4 separate regions of the Homo sapiens genome follow, and all the other regions are linked to region 1. The links are chromatin contacts, found by Hi-C or POLR2A ChIA-PET in ENCODE. All regions are on one chromosome and are shown on one strand. Each heading gives the region's core, a stretch centred on a gene start or an enhancer-like site at or near the end of the contact. The rest is flanking DNA. Distances are from core to core; before and after follow the strand shown. Region 1 holds the start of GYG1 (glycogenin 1). Region 2 overlaps LINC02046 (long intergenic non-protein coding RNA 2046). Region 3 holds the start of WWTR1-AS1 (WWTR1 antisense RNA 1). Region 4 overlaps LINC02046 (long intergenic non-protein coding RNA 2046).

Evidence for each region. Hi-C counts contacts between places; a loop is a spot of excess contacts on that map. ChIA-PET counts read pairs that join two places held with the same protein, here RNA polymerase II (POLR2A). Pooled maps may share reads with other maps.
Region 2: a loop to region 1 is called in a pooled map, with 6 times the contacts of the local background. The contact joins the enhancer-like site here to the promoter of GYG1 in region 1. A Hi-C loop is called at or near these places in 4 of 37 single-sample maps with no recorded cell type and 3 of 50 pooled maps.
Region 3: a loop to region 1 is called in a map with no recorded cell type, with 5 times the contacts of the local background. The contact joins the promoter of WWTR1-AS1 here to the promoter of GYG1 in region 1. A Hi-C loop is called at or near these places in 2 of 37 single-sample maps with no recorded cell type and 6 of 50 pooled maps. POLR2A ChIA-PET finds 5 or more read pairs at or near these places in 1 of 52 experiments (Panc1).
Region 4: a loop to region 1 is called in a pooled map, with 5 times the contacts of the local background. The contact joins the enhancer-like site here to the promoter of GYG1 in region 1. A Hi-C loop is called at or near these places in 1 of 37 single-sample maps with no recorded cell type and 2 of 50 pooled maps. POLR2A ChIA-PET finds 5 or more read pairs at or near these places in 1 of 52 experiments (OCI-LY7).

Annotation. Positions count from the first base shown.
Region 1 is chr3:148,989,727-148,992,935 of GRCh38, reverse strand. GYG1 (glycogenin 1) reads right to left here and starts at 1,396. Exons shown (of 8, transcript NM_004130.4): 1 at 1,289-1,396. The coding sequence starts at 1,295. RefSeq lists silencers at 380-674, 708-1,757.
Region 2 is chr3:148,317,904-148,320,679 of GRCh38, reverse strand. The region is part of intron 3 of LINC02046 (long intergenic non-protein coding RNA 2046); the gene reads right to left. It overlaps LOC105374148 (a long non-coding RNA gene), which reads left to right. Exons shown (of 4, transcript XR_001740955.2): 3 at 2,604-2,729. Among named protein-coding and RNA genes, the nearest start is that of LINC02046, 38 kb to the right of the region's middle. RefSeq lists an enhancer at 1,214-1,273. Within about 2 kb of position 1,304, at least 2 of the 41 ENCODE cell types and tissues checked have a DNase peak (open chromatin) inside an H3K27ac peak, as active enhancers do.
Region 3 is chr3:149,656,862-149,659,643 of GRCh38, reverse strand. It overlaps WWTR1-AS1 (WWTR1 antisense RNA 1), which reads right to left and starts at 1,434. Exons shown (of 3, transcript NR_040250.1): 1 at 936-1,434; 2 at 1-266. It overlaps WWTR1 (WW domain containing transcription regulator 1), which reads left to right and starts at 1,619. Exons shown (of 7, transcript NM_015472.6): 1 at 1,619-1,879; 2 at 2,335-2,768. The coding sequence starts at 2,338. RefSeq lists enhancers at 766-975, 1,536-1,605, 1,213-1,792 and a silencer at 1,146-1,305.
Region 4 is chr3:148,297,411-148,300,621 of GRCh38, reverse strand. All of the region lies in intron 2 of LINC02046 (long intergenic non-protein coding RNA 2046), which reads right to left. Among named protein-coding and RNA genes, the nearest start is that of LINC02046, 18 kb to the right of the region's middle. RefSeq lists an enhancer at 1,844-2,033. Within about 2 kb of position 1,946, at least 2 of the 41 ENCODE cell types and tissues checked have a DNase peak (open chromatin) inside an H3K27ac peak, as active enhancers do; they include OCI-LY7, where a contact is called at or near this core.

The sequences.
Region 1 (3,209 bases), core at 147-2,646:
GGAAGTTGTGGGTTGCCTAGTGGGCCAGCGCATCCCTCGGCTGCTGACCTGAGAGCCATCTTCACACATTTTATTAGGCCCTCTCCCACGGCAGGCCAACTACTAAGTTGTAGGAAGACCAGTTCCCCACCCCCGAAGGGCCACCAGCTTCCCAGTCACTCACACTCTAGGAAAGCTCTGAACAGTGGCACCTGTCCCTTGACAGGCCCATCAACATCCGCCTGTACTTGCTTCTATTATCTTCAGCCCATTATAACATGGGTAACATCGCTGTCAATCTGTACCAAAAATACTTAAGCTAGGCAAAATGAATGATCATCTAACTCAAATGAAGTCCAGGTTCCAGGCGATCATGGAGAAAAATGTAATAAGGTGAGCAGGATTCAAGGATTTCTGGAAGCAAGGATATGGATGATTTCCAAGATTAAATAAGGGATAGAACACAGGTTAGAACACCAGACTAGCCAACATTACAAATGACCAAGAAAGACCAATGACAGCTGGGTAGGAGTTTAATCTTCCTAAAGACGGCTGAACTCTGGGTTACACCTGCAATCTTTGTGGCAGTTCAACTGCTGTAATAACCCTGGCTATTAGCCTCAATGACACGGAAGGACCAGCTAACTCGGAGCTTCCCAGTGCTGGGGCTAACTCGTGGAGTGGCCCGGACGCCTCGCAACAAGTGAAGCCAAAGCCGGCGCCCTCCCACCAGACGGGGCTCGCGCCCGGGGACGCTAGTCCGACTCCCGGCTTCCCGCAACCCGGCCCCAAAGGCCTAAAAATAGGCTCAGCGTGGCGGCCGGGGCCGGGGCGGGCGGCGGAGGAGCCGGGCGGAGGCCGCAGTATCCCCGCCTCGGAGCCCCTGCTTCCTGGGGTTCCGGGCCGCCAGAGGCCGGGGCAGCTCCCCACGATGCCGCTGCGCCCCGGACTCCCGCCTGGAACCCCCAGGGGAACCGGCTCCCCACCCCCACACGGCCCCGCCGCAGCTGCTCCGCCCGCCGGCCCTTCGCCGTGAGAGCAAGAGGAAGGACGAGGAGACGGAAGCAGGAACGAGAGCTCCGGCCGAGGGCCCGGGCTCTGCCCGGCTGCCCCATCCCTGCACTCTGGGGGGCGGCGGGGCGGCAGCTGACGCAGGCAGAAACACGCCCGGCTGCGGCCAGCCAGCAACTTTGCGGCGGTTTCGTCCTGCCGGGAACACTCCGGGGCTGAGGGCGGAGGAGAAGGGAGGCGGCGGCTGGGCAGGAAGCCGGGGTCCCGGGGCTGGCGGCGGCGGGCTGCGCGGCGGTACCTGTCATGGTGCTGCCGGGTGCGCAGGCGGCCGGGGCAGCCTCAGGTTGGTGACTCAGAGAAGCCGGCACCGGGAGGGAGCGCGGCCAGCGAGGAGGCACGGCGGGGAACCGAGCGTCTGCCCCGTGCGCTCTTATAGCGGCCGTCACGTGGCCGCGCACGCTCTCGCTGCCGTCCGCATCCTCCCAGCTGCGCGGCCGGCAGGGGCGGTGGCCCGCGGGGCTCCGGGTCCCGCGTCTCCCTCGGCTCCTCCTCCCTCCCTCGGGGCTAGGCTGCCGCTGCGGCTGCGGCTCACCGGCGCCCCTGCTCCTACTTCCCCGGGGCGCCTGCCCTTGTCAACCGCGCGCCCCCTGTCGCCGCTAAACCTGGGAGTTAAGGGGGACTTTGGGGCTGAGTGCGGCATCAAACTCCCCAAGAAGCCAAGGGTTAGGGAACCTTAAAAAACAAGCAAACAAACCCCAGATTACTCTAGTTAAAATCGTGAGTCTGAACTGCTTGAATGAAACGTAAAATTTACGCTTTTTTTGCAGAATTTCGATCAGCCTCTATAATCATTCCTTAGTGTACTCACAATGGTTTTGTACCCTTAACCTAAAAAATATAGTGAATATTTCGTAAATGTTAAATTCTTGGAGCCATCTGCATCAATTAGGCATTTAAGTGCTTCATTTAATCCTTGTACGAACTCAGTGAGGTGTTACATATTCATTTTACAGACGAGGAGGAAACTGAGCTCAGAAAAGTTAAATTAACTTTTCTTTTCTTTTTTTTCTTGTATTTTTAGTAGAGACAGAGTTTCACCATGTTGGCCAGCCTGGTCTGGAACTCCTGGCCTCAAGTGATCTGCCAGCCTTAGCCTCCCAAAGTGCTAACTTTTCTATAGTCATATAATATAAATGGAGAAAGTAGGATTTAAACCCTGGCAGTTTGGTTACAGAATCAACCTTCCCACCCAGAAAGTCTTGGTGCCTCTTGTACACAGGGGCTCCAAAAAGGTTAGTAAATTATTGTAACTGTGGTTAGCCAATGCTAACCTGTTTCACAAATCTTGAAATGGTCAATTTGTCATTTTTCTAGGAAGTTGAGAAATAGCTTTAATGTGATCACATCCTTCTCTGCTCCCCATCCCCAGTCCAAACACAGAACAAGCCTCGGGTAGTTCAGTTCTCTGCAAACTGAAAACTGAAATTGCTCGGTAAATGTTGAATGAGTACTGCAAAGCCATTTGGAAACCAATCAGGAAGTTGACATCAGTTCAAAAAGCAAAACAGATGCTTAAGAATAAGTGATTTATTTGCAAAGGTGGTACTGCTGTCCTCAAACCAGTTATATCACTGTTTCCTCGTGTGTGGGTGTGGATCTCCTACATCAGAATCACTTGGGGGCACTGGTTAAAGCGTAGATTTTTGGGCCTAAGCCCAGACCTCCTGAATCAGAATCTTAAGGGTAGGTTTATTTTGGTGCAAAATAATTTTGAAATCCATGCATTTTTTTTTTATAATATGTATATTCTATGGACTTTTTGAAGTCGCGTCATATACTCTTGAGGTAATGAAATACTCTGTAGGCATAATCATTATATATTTTTAATATAAAAAGCTGTTCAAAATATATTATTTGAAGAAAAACAGGTTACAAAACAAAAAGAATCTTAAGGGTAGAACCTTAAAATCAGTATTTTAAATATCACCTTCCAGGAGCCTCTCTTGAGTCCTTCCTAGTCTTGACCATGGCCTAGAGACCGCTGATCACATGGGAGGCCCTCCCAGTTACTTGGCATTATGTGCTTCCGTTGTAGGAAACAGAAAAGTGGAAAGGGCAATAGATGGGTTTCCACTTATTCAAAAGATATAGACATAGAAGAGTTGGAGCTCTTTAAGGAACACAAAGGCTACACTTTTGTATCTTAAGTGGGGAGAGGG
Region 2 (2,776 bases), core at 55-2,554, 670 kb after region 1:
ACTTTAATTACTTATTCCCTTCTTTAGAGAAAGTAGTTTAGGAAACATAACATCAGTATACTCTCCTTAACAAAAGAAATATTTAACATACTAAAAACAGTTGAAGACGAGCAATAAGGGTGACTATAATACAGGAATATTCCCATTATATTCAGGGAATGCATTCATGAAAATATGAACAGCTATTGAATCAATCTTTGATGGGTCCTTATAACAAAGTCCTTATAGAGATGCTTTTCCATTAGTATAATGCAGTCATGACTTGCTTTGGTTAATCCTTACTGGATGCTGTGACATATACAATATTCTTCATGTCAAAGAAATTCATCAATTTTAGTTAAAAATGCAAAACATGTCATTGAAAATGTATACGATGTAAGTGTGTGGTTTAGAAGTAATAACCAAATAATAAATGAATACTCATGTATGTATCACTCAGCTGAAGAAAAAGTTAAAGCCTCTTATGAGCCTATTTCCATAACATCTCCCTCCCTCCCACACACATAGAACGAGCAGTTTGAACTTTGTATAATCACATTAATTTGCTTTTCTTTATAGTGTAGCCATAGATACTGTAAATGCATTCCTAAAGTAGATATTACTTAGCTTTTCCTTTTTTGAACATTTATATTGGATCATACTATATTTCTTTTCTGTGACTTTATTTCCTCACAAATATTTATTGATATATGCAGTTTTGAGTACTGTACTCTGTTGTATTAATCTGCCATCACTCATTTATTTATTTAAGCTTCTAATTGTTTTTTGCTATTATGAACAATGTGTTTAAGAACATTTTGAACATCTGATGTTCACGTGCAATTTCTCTAGACTATATATGTGGGAGAAGAATTACTGAGTCAGATTATGAGTCAGTGGAACTTTACTAAGTGATGAGAAATTACTTTCTAAAATAGTATCAGTTTACATTCCCATCACTTCCTCATTTCTGCAAATTCTTGCTAACATATAGTATTGTCAGACTTCTACTTTTAAAAATGAAACTAGTGATTGTGAAATTGTGGTCTTAGTTTGCATTTTCTTTATTATTAAGAAGGTTAAACATTTTTTAATAGGTTTATGTACTCTGTGTTTCTTGTTCTATAAATTTCTACTCTTGACCGGTATAGGCAGCCTCTAACATGGACCCCGGTGATCTTTGCCTCCTTGTGTAATCTCTTCCCTTTGAGTGAGCACTTAGACCTAGTGATTTGCATATGAGAAATAGAACAAGGCAGAAAATGATGAGATGTCATTTCTGAGATTAGGTTACCAGAAGACTGTGGCTTCCGTTTCCTCTCTCTCACCCTTTCATGGACTCACATTGCGAGAATCCAGGACTCAGGTTGTGAGCTACCATATGGAGAGGCCCACAAGATAAGAAACTGAGGGAGGGCTCTGGCCAATAGCTGCAAGGAATTGAGGCTCTCAGTTCAATGGGCTGGCAAGAACTAAATTCTGTCAACCACCGTATGAGATAGCATGACAGTGGATCCTCCCCTAGCAGAGCCTGCGAAGGAGACTACAGCATCTCCTGACACCTTGATGGCAGCTTTGTGAGAGACCCTGGGTCAGAGGTACCCACCTGACTTTCTGATCCATGGAATCTGTGAGATAATGAGTATTTACTGTTTTATAGTTGCTGAGTTTGGGAGTAATATTGTCATACCTCAAATACCTAATAAATAAAATGACTTTTGAGGCTGTTGTTTTCTTAGGGCTTCACAGTGGTTCTTTATATATTATATTCTGGATGCAATAATCGTCAGTCATATGTGTTGCACTAATATGTTCCAAAATTATAATTGTAACACTTTTTCTGTTGTGTCTTTTGAAGGAAAACTTCTGATAAAAGATAAAAGATTATCTATTAAATATTTATTTATATATTATATAAAATATATATAATAGATGTATAATATATTAAGATATATGTTAATCTATATTAGATATTAAGATATGTATATTAATATATAGGATACCTATGTTATAGATATCTTAATATATGTTATATATCTAATATAGTAAATTTAACATATATGTTAAATTTGTATATATATGCTAAATTTATTACATATGTTAAATATATCTATATATAGATATCTTTGCCTGTCAAAATTCATTTTCTTTTTCATGAAAATGAACCACTTGCATTACTATGAGCAAGAAACAAGTGACACCCATCTAAAGATAACCAAACATGCACAAATCATGGAATTACACAATTCCCAGAGGACTGGTTACGTAATGCCCAGCATCCCATTGAAAGGACATTTAGTCGTTTCTTCTGTGACATTTAAAAATTTATCCACAATTCTTCCTGGCAGTCACTCTACTCCCCTTATGATCATAAATAATATCTCTCTTTCTCGAGGTTATTCTTATTCACAAAAAGGCTTGTTTCATTCAGGTTTGTGATAATGGTTCACATAAGTGAAGCAAGAATAATAACTAAACATACAAGGCCTCCTTGAGTTGCTTTGCAAAAATACAGGCATATGGTATCAAGCAACCACTAAAGCTACAGAATTAACATTTGTTTGAAATTTTCCATAAGAAATTTCAGATAGGACTTTTAAAAGCCTCTGTTTTTGGTGTTGCAGGTATTACAGGGCTAGTAAATCAAACCCCCAAAAACTTTCTCCACCGAACTTCACCTGTAACCTCTACCATTTAAAGGAATTTCCATTTCTGTGAGGTTCCCAAGATTTGCTAAACCTACCAGCCTGGTAAGAGCTCACCTTCCTTACTATGTATAAGACTGGGAATGCATTAG
Region 3 (2,782 bases), core at 185-2,684, 670 kb before region 1:
ATTAAGGCAGGCTGGGCGCGGTGGCTCATGCCTGTAATCCCAGCACTTTGGGAGCCTGAGGCGGGCGGATCACCTGAAGTCAGGATTTGAGACCAGCCTGGCCAACATGGTGAAACCCCATTTTTGCTTTTAAAAAATACAAAAATTAGCTGGGCGTGGTGGCAGGCGTCTTAATCCTAGCTACTTGGGAGGCAGAGGCAGGAGAATCGTTTGAACCCGGGAGGCGGAGGTTGCAGTGAGCTGAGATGGAGCTATTGCACTCAAGCCTGGGGGACAAGAGGGAGACGTCACTCAAAAAAAAAAAAAAAAAAATTAAGGCACAATACGTGAACTTGAAGAACATACAGTTCTCTTTTATTTAACAAACACTTACGTAACCAGCCCGGTGCTGTGCGAAGTGCTTTACATTGTCTCGTTTGATTTACTTAATAAACTCCTATTTGAATCAAATGGGGTGGAGTAGGGGCTTCCTGGAATTTGGCTTACCTCGCCATCTCCCCCCACCCTTTCCCCTCAGTGGAGAGGCAACCAGAGAGAAAAGAAATTGAGCTGCTCTGAAGGGCAAGGCCTCCTCCTACTTCCCGCAGCTGTTTCGCCAGACTTGACCTTCTTCCCTTAGCTAGAGGCAGGGGGTCTCCATCCCTCGCCCAGATCTAGTTGGTGGGAAGGTGGGTGGCTTTTTTCGGGTCACTGGCGCACCCTCTCTACTTCCAGCCACCTGCTCGGGTTCCATCCCGGCTCCAGGCTCCCCGGAGGGCGGCAGGGACATTCCAATCCTCCCACAACCCTCACGGATGTTGCGGGGGAGGGGGGTGCAATTGCTCTTCTCTTCCAACACCCAGCTTTTTCTTCTCAATCTCTAGTGGCCTGAGTCACCCCCGTAGAGGAAATTAAGGATTGATGAATGGTTTGAAAGTTGTTTGTTTACAACCCACCCGTTGGCGAAGCCGCATCTCCAGTGACAGAGGCACTTTCTGGGCACCGTCTGTGCTCTAGCAGACAATTGAGAGCCAGGCAGCCAAGATGCCTCCTCGCCAGACCAAATATGGTCACAAGAGCTAAGCAGCCTCTCGTGGAAAAGCTGGCCTTGTTGGTGTCTCCCCGCGCCGGGGCGCACCCGGGCCGGCCTTCGGGCAGAATCGCGGGTCAGTGCGGCGCTCCGGGTGCTGCAGGCCTCGGCGCCTGGCTGCAGGGGAGGGCGCGGTGTCCAGGACCGGCCCTTCCTAGGCCTGAGCCCCTCATCCGCGTGCCCTCCGCCACCCCCGGCCTTGGTTTCGGTCCACAACCCCTTGATGAAACAGGCTCAGGCCACTTTCCCTTTGATCCCGCCCCAAGTCCGTGGTAAACTCAAAGGAATGCAGATGCAGGTCTGAGCGGGAGAGGTCCGCGCGGCCGGGAGGAGTGGGTGGGGGGCACCCGTCTCCTCTTACCCAGTAAAGTACCCATCACGCCCAGGGTTTTCTGGAGCCGAGGTGGGAGGAGGAGGAGGAGGAAGAGGAGGGGCGAGCGGGGGCTGGCCGGCTAGGGACTAGGAGGTCATACATAATTCAACAGCTCAACTTTCGGGCCCGCCTCTTTCCTGGGGGTGGGAGTTTGCTCCAAACTTTGTTTATGGGACAGTCCGGGAGCTGCTGCGGCCGCGCTGTCTGCTTCTCCTGCGCCTCCTTTTCGCCCAGCACTAGCGCCTTAGGCCAGCTCGGGGGATGTGAGAGCCGAAGCCCTTAGACTGCCAGGCACAGAGTCGGGTCGGGATTTGTCAGCCAAGCCTCGGCTCCAGCTCCGCAATCTCGGGACTCACCCGAGCGACCCAGGCCCGACGGCAAGTTCGGGCGGGACGGCGGCCGCCGCGCGCTCAGGCTCAGCTTCGCTGCCCGCCCAGGTAGTGCCCGCTGGAGCTCGCGCGCTCATCCGGCACCACTCCAGGGCTCCAGGCTCCTCGGGCTTCCGGAGTCGAGACGTGGTGGAGTTGGCTCGGGCTGAACTTCTTTCGGGGGGCTGCCTGTCCTGGAATCGTGCGACCTTTCCTTTGCCATCCTGCGGTTCAGCAAGCCCCGAGTGCAGTTATTCCCTCCACCCCTCGCCCTATCTTCTCCTCCTCCAGGCAACTTCTTTGCTTCAAGAAAGTTGCATAATTCTCGAGGCCAGGAGGGACCCCTCCCCCATCCTGCTGGTCTTACCGCTGAGTGTCTGGGATCTCCAGGCGGGCAATTATCTGTCTCCTCGTTTCCTTTTCCCTCTATTCTTTCTCCCACCATCTCGCCCTCTCACCCTGTAACCCTCTTACCCACTTCCTCCGACTTTAAATAAAAGGCTGATCTGACCTTCTTTTTGCAGAAGATGAATCCGGCCTCGGCGCCCCCTCCGCTCCCGCCGCCTGGGCAGCAAGTGATCCACGTCACGCAGGACCTAGACACAGACCTCGAAGCCCTCTTCAACTCTGTCATGAATCCGAAGCCTAGCTCGTGGCGGAAGAAGATCCTGCCGGAGTCTTTCTTTAAGGAGCCTGATTCGGGCTCGCACTCGCGCCAGTCCAGCACCGACTCGTCGGGCGGCCACCCGGGGCCTCGACTGGCTGGGGGTGCCCAGCATGTCCGCTCGCACTCGTCGCCCGCGTCCCTGCAGCTGGGCACCGGCGCGGGTGCTGCGGGTAGCCCCGCGCAGCAGCACGCGCACCTCCGCCAGCAGTCCTACGACGTGACCGACGAGCTGCCACTGCCCCCGGGCTGGGAGATGACCTTCACGGCCACTGGCCAGAGGTACTTCCTCAAGTAAGTCAGCCTGG
Region 4 (3,211 bases), core at 697-3,196, 690 kb after region 1:
CCTATCAAAAACCTAAAAGAAAATGATGAGCATTTCCATTAAGTCAGTGATATGGTTAGACTTTGTGTCCCCACCCAAATCTCATCTTGAATTGTAATCCCCATATTCTCCATATGTCAAGGGAGAGACCAGGTAGAGGTAATTGAATCATGGGGGCAGTTTTCCCCATGCTGTTCTCATGATAGTGAGTGAGTTCTCACAAGATCTGATGGTTTTATAATGGGCTCTTCCCCTTTCACTTGGCACTTCTTCTTCCTGCCACCTTGTGACGAAGGTGCCTTAACTATCCTTCGTCTTCTGTCACAATTGTAAGTTTCCTGAGGCCTCCCCAGCCATGCAGAACTGTGAGTCAGTTAAACCTCTTTATTTTATAAATTACTCAGTCTCGGGTAGTCTTTTTACAGCAGTGTGAGAATGGACTAATATAGTCTGGAATAAGAAAAAGATGCCTAATCTTATGGTTTCTAAAAGGTAATGGTCAACACAATGTTCAAAAATGATTACAGTAAGAAAGAAAAGGAAATAAATCTGGGAAATAATAATAATCACAAAGGAAGAGATAAAACTCCCCTTATTTGTTAAGCATATGATTACCTACATTGGAAATTTAAGGGATTCTGTGGACAGATTATTAAAACTCACCAGCATACAAAAATCAGTATCATTCCTGATAATGAATACACCAATAATTAACAAAAATCAATCAATAAAAATATGTTCTATAAAGTAGAAAAAGTTATACAGAATGTTAGACTGTAGGTGAAAAATTACTGGAGATGATTTTTAAAAGCCTGAATAAATGGAAAGTTATGTTCATATGATTGTTTGTTGGGAAAACTTTGATGATGCACCACAGATTAATCTCAAAATCTAATACAATTTACATAAGGAAATCTTTGGGAGGTTTTTGTGGAACTCAAAAACTACAAATGCAAGATCACATGGCCAAAAACCACTATGATGATTTGAACAACTGGGATAATAAACTTGACCTAACATATAACAAAAATTTTAATAAATGAATAATAAAGATATCAGTACATGATTAATAAATAGAGCAACAGAATATAACAAGCCTAGAAACTGATCCATTCATATATGACAATAATGTATGACAGACATAGCATTACAAATAAATGAGGAAAAAAGATGAACTGTTAGGTAAACGGTGTTGGGATAATTGTTTATCCATATGGAAAAAGTTAAATTAGGTCCTTTAAAACTTTTTGAGTAAAATAAAGAGTAACATCTTTATGTCCTTCAGATAAGAAAGGATTTATTTACTCCAGACACAAAAAAACACAAATTATGAAAGAAAACACAGCACTTTGGGAGGCCGAGGCGGGTGGATCACGAGGTCAGGAGATCGAGACCATTCTGGCTAACACGGTGAAACACCATCTCTACTGAAAAAATACAAAAATATTAGCTGGGCGTGGTGGCGGGTGCCTGTAGTCCCAGCTACTGGGGAGGCTGAGGCAGGAGAATGGCGTGAACCCATGAGGTGGAGCTTGCAGTAAGCCCAGATCACACCACTGCACTCTAGCCTGGGTGACAGAGCAAGACTCCGCCAAAAAAAAAAGAAAAAGAAAGAGAGAGAGAGAGAGAGAGAAAGAAAGGAAGATTGTGATATATTTGCAACACAATAAGTTAAACTTTTTGCACAAAAGAAACTATAGACAAAGTGAAAAACTAGTCACATACTAAGAGAAGACATTTGCAGCCCATGTGAATAACAAACAGAAGTATCAACTGCCAATCAAAATGTCCAAAGGATATGAATAGGTAATTCACAGGAGAAAAAAATATAAATGGCCAAGAAATGAGCAAAAACATGCTCAACTATATTAGTAATCACGGGAAGCAAATTAAAACCATAAAAGAACTTTTACACCTGTCGCTGGCAAAACTGAAACTGAAAAACAAAACTGAAAAATGATCTGACAATAACAAGTGTTAGAGAAACAGAAACTCTCAGATACTCCTATCAGGAGTGTTAAATAGTTCAGATTCTCTGGAGATTAGTTTGGTATATAGTAAAGCTGATGTATCTCGGGACACAGAAATTGTTACCCCTGGATGTTCCCCATGAAAAAATGCTCATATAAATTAGTAAGGAGAGTTGCAGAATAATTTAAAATCATAGAAAATGGAGCAGGTAAAATGTACATCAATTAGAAAACAGATAAATATTGTACATTCATCTAACAGAATAATACTTGGATTTCAAAATAAATAAAGCGTGTGTGTGTTAACATGGATAAATCTTTTTAAAAATCAAGTAAAAGAGTGAATTATAGAATGTGAAGAATTATATACCACTTATGTACATTTTAAATCCTTCAATGTGGTCTATAATTTAAAAATGTATTGTTATTACAAAATAAAAAATACCATGCAAAATAAGATGTTTTAAAGTATCATTAATTTGCTTTTAGATAAATGTCTTCATGGAATTTGAAATATACTTGAGTTGGCCCTTTAGAGTTACCATTTGTCAGTAAGGGAAATAAAATGTTATTAATTAAATGAGATAAATTAAGGAAGAACACAAATATAATTAAATATAGAAATCTACAAATAACCCATGCTGAATTCTTCCAAATTATCTCTCATGAGCCTTTGTCAGGATTGCTAAGCCATGATATAGCACATTTTGTGTTTCTTTTTTACTTTCTCTATCCACCATTCAGCAGGGAGGGTAGTTGACATTGAAATGACCAAAACTTAGGAGATGGAGGCAGTAAGAGAGACCCTAAAAAATCCCTAGATAGTTTACAAACTAGATAATCAATTCTTGACTACTCAGGATTTGACTCTAATAAATACCAATCACATAATGAAATTAAGTTAAACATGCAAAACTCCTCTAGGGTTGCTCTTTTGAATTGATTTGACCTTTTTGATTAGCCAGTATCACTACTACTGTCATTATCAGGACATGGGACAGGAACATAGCTATTATTTTCCTACCTTTCAGCTTTTCAATACAACAAATATATATTGGCAACCATTTCTATGATTTTAATTTGGGTACTCATTGTCCCCTTATTGGGGACTCGGGGCAATATAACTGTGGTTTTCCACACAAAACAAGGGTTAAGTATGTGTTTGGCCTCTTTTCTTTAGGATCCTAGAAGACTACCCTTTTATTTTTAAAGTTATCTTTTTCTGTCTTGAACTAAAAAACACAGCAAAGTAAGTCACATCA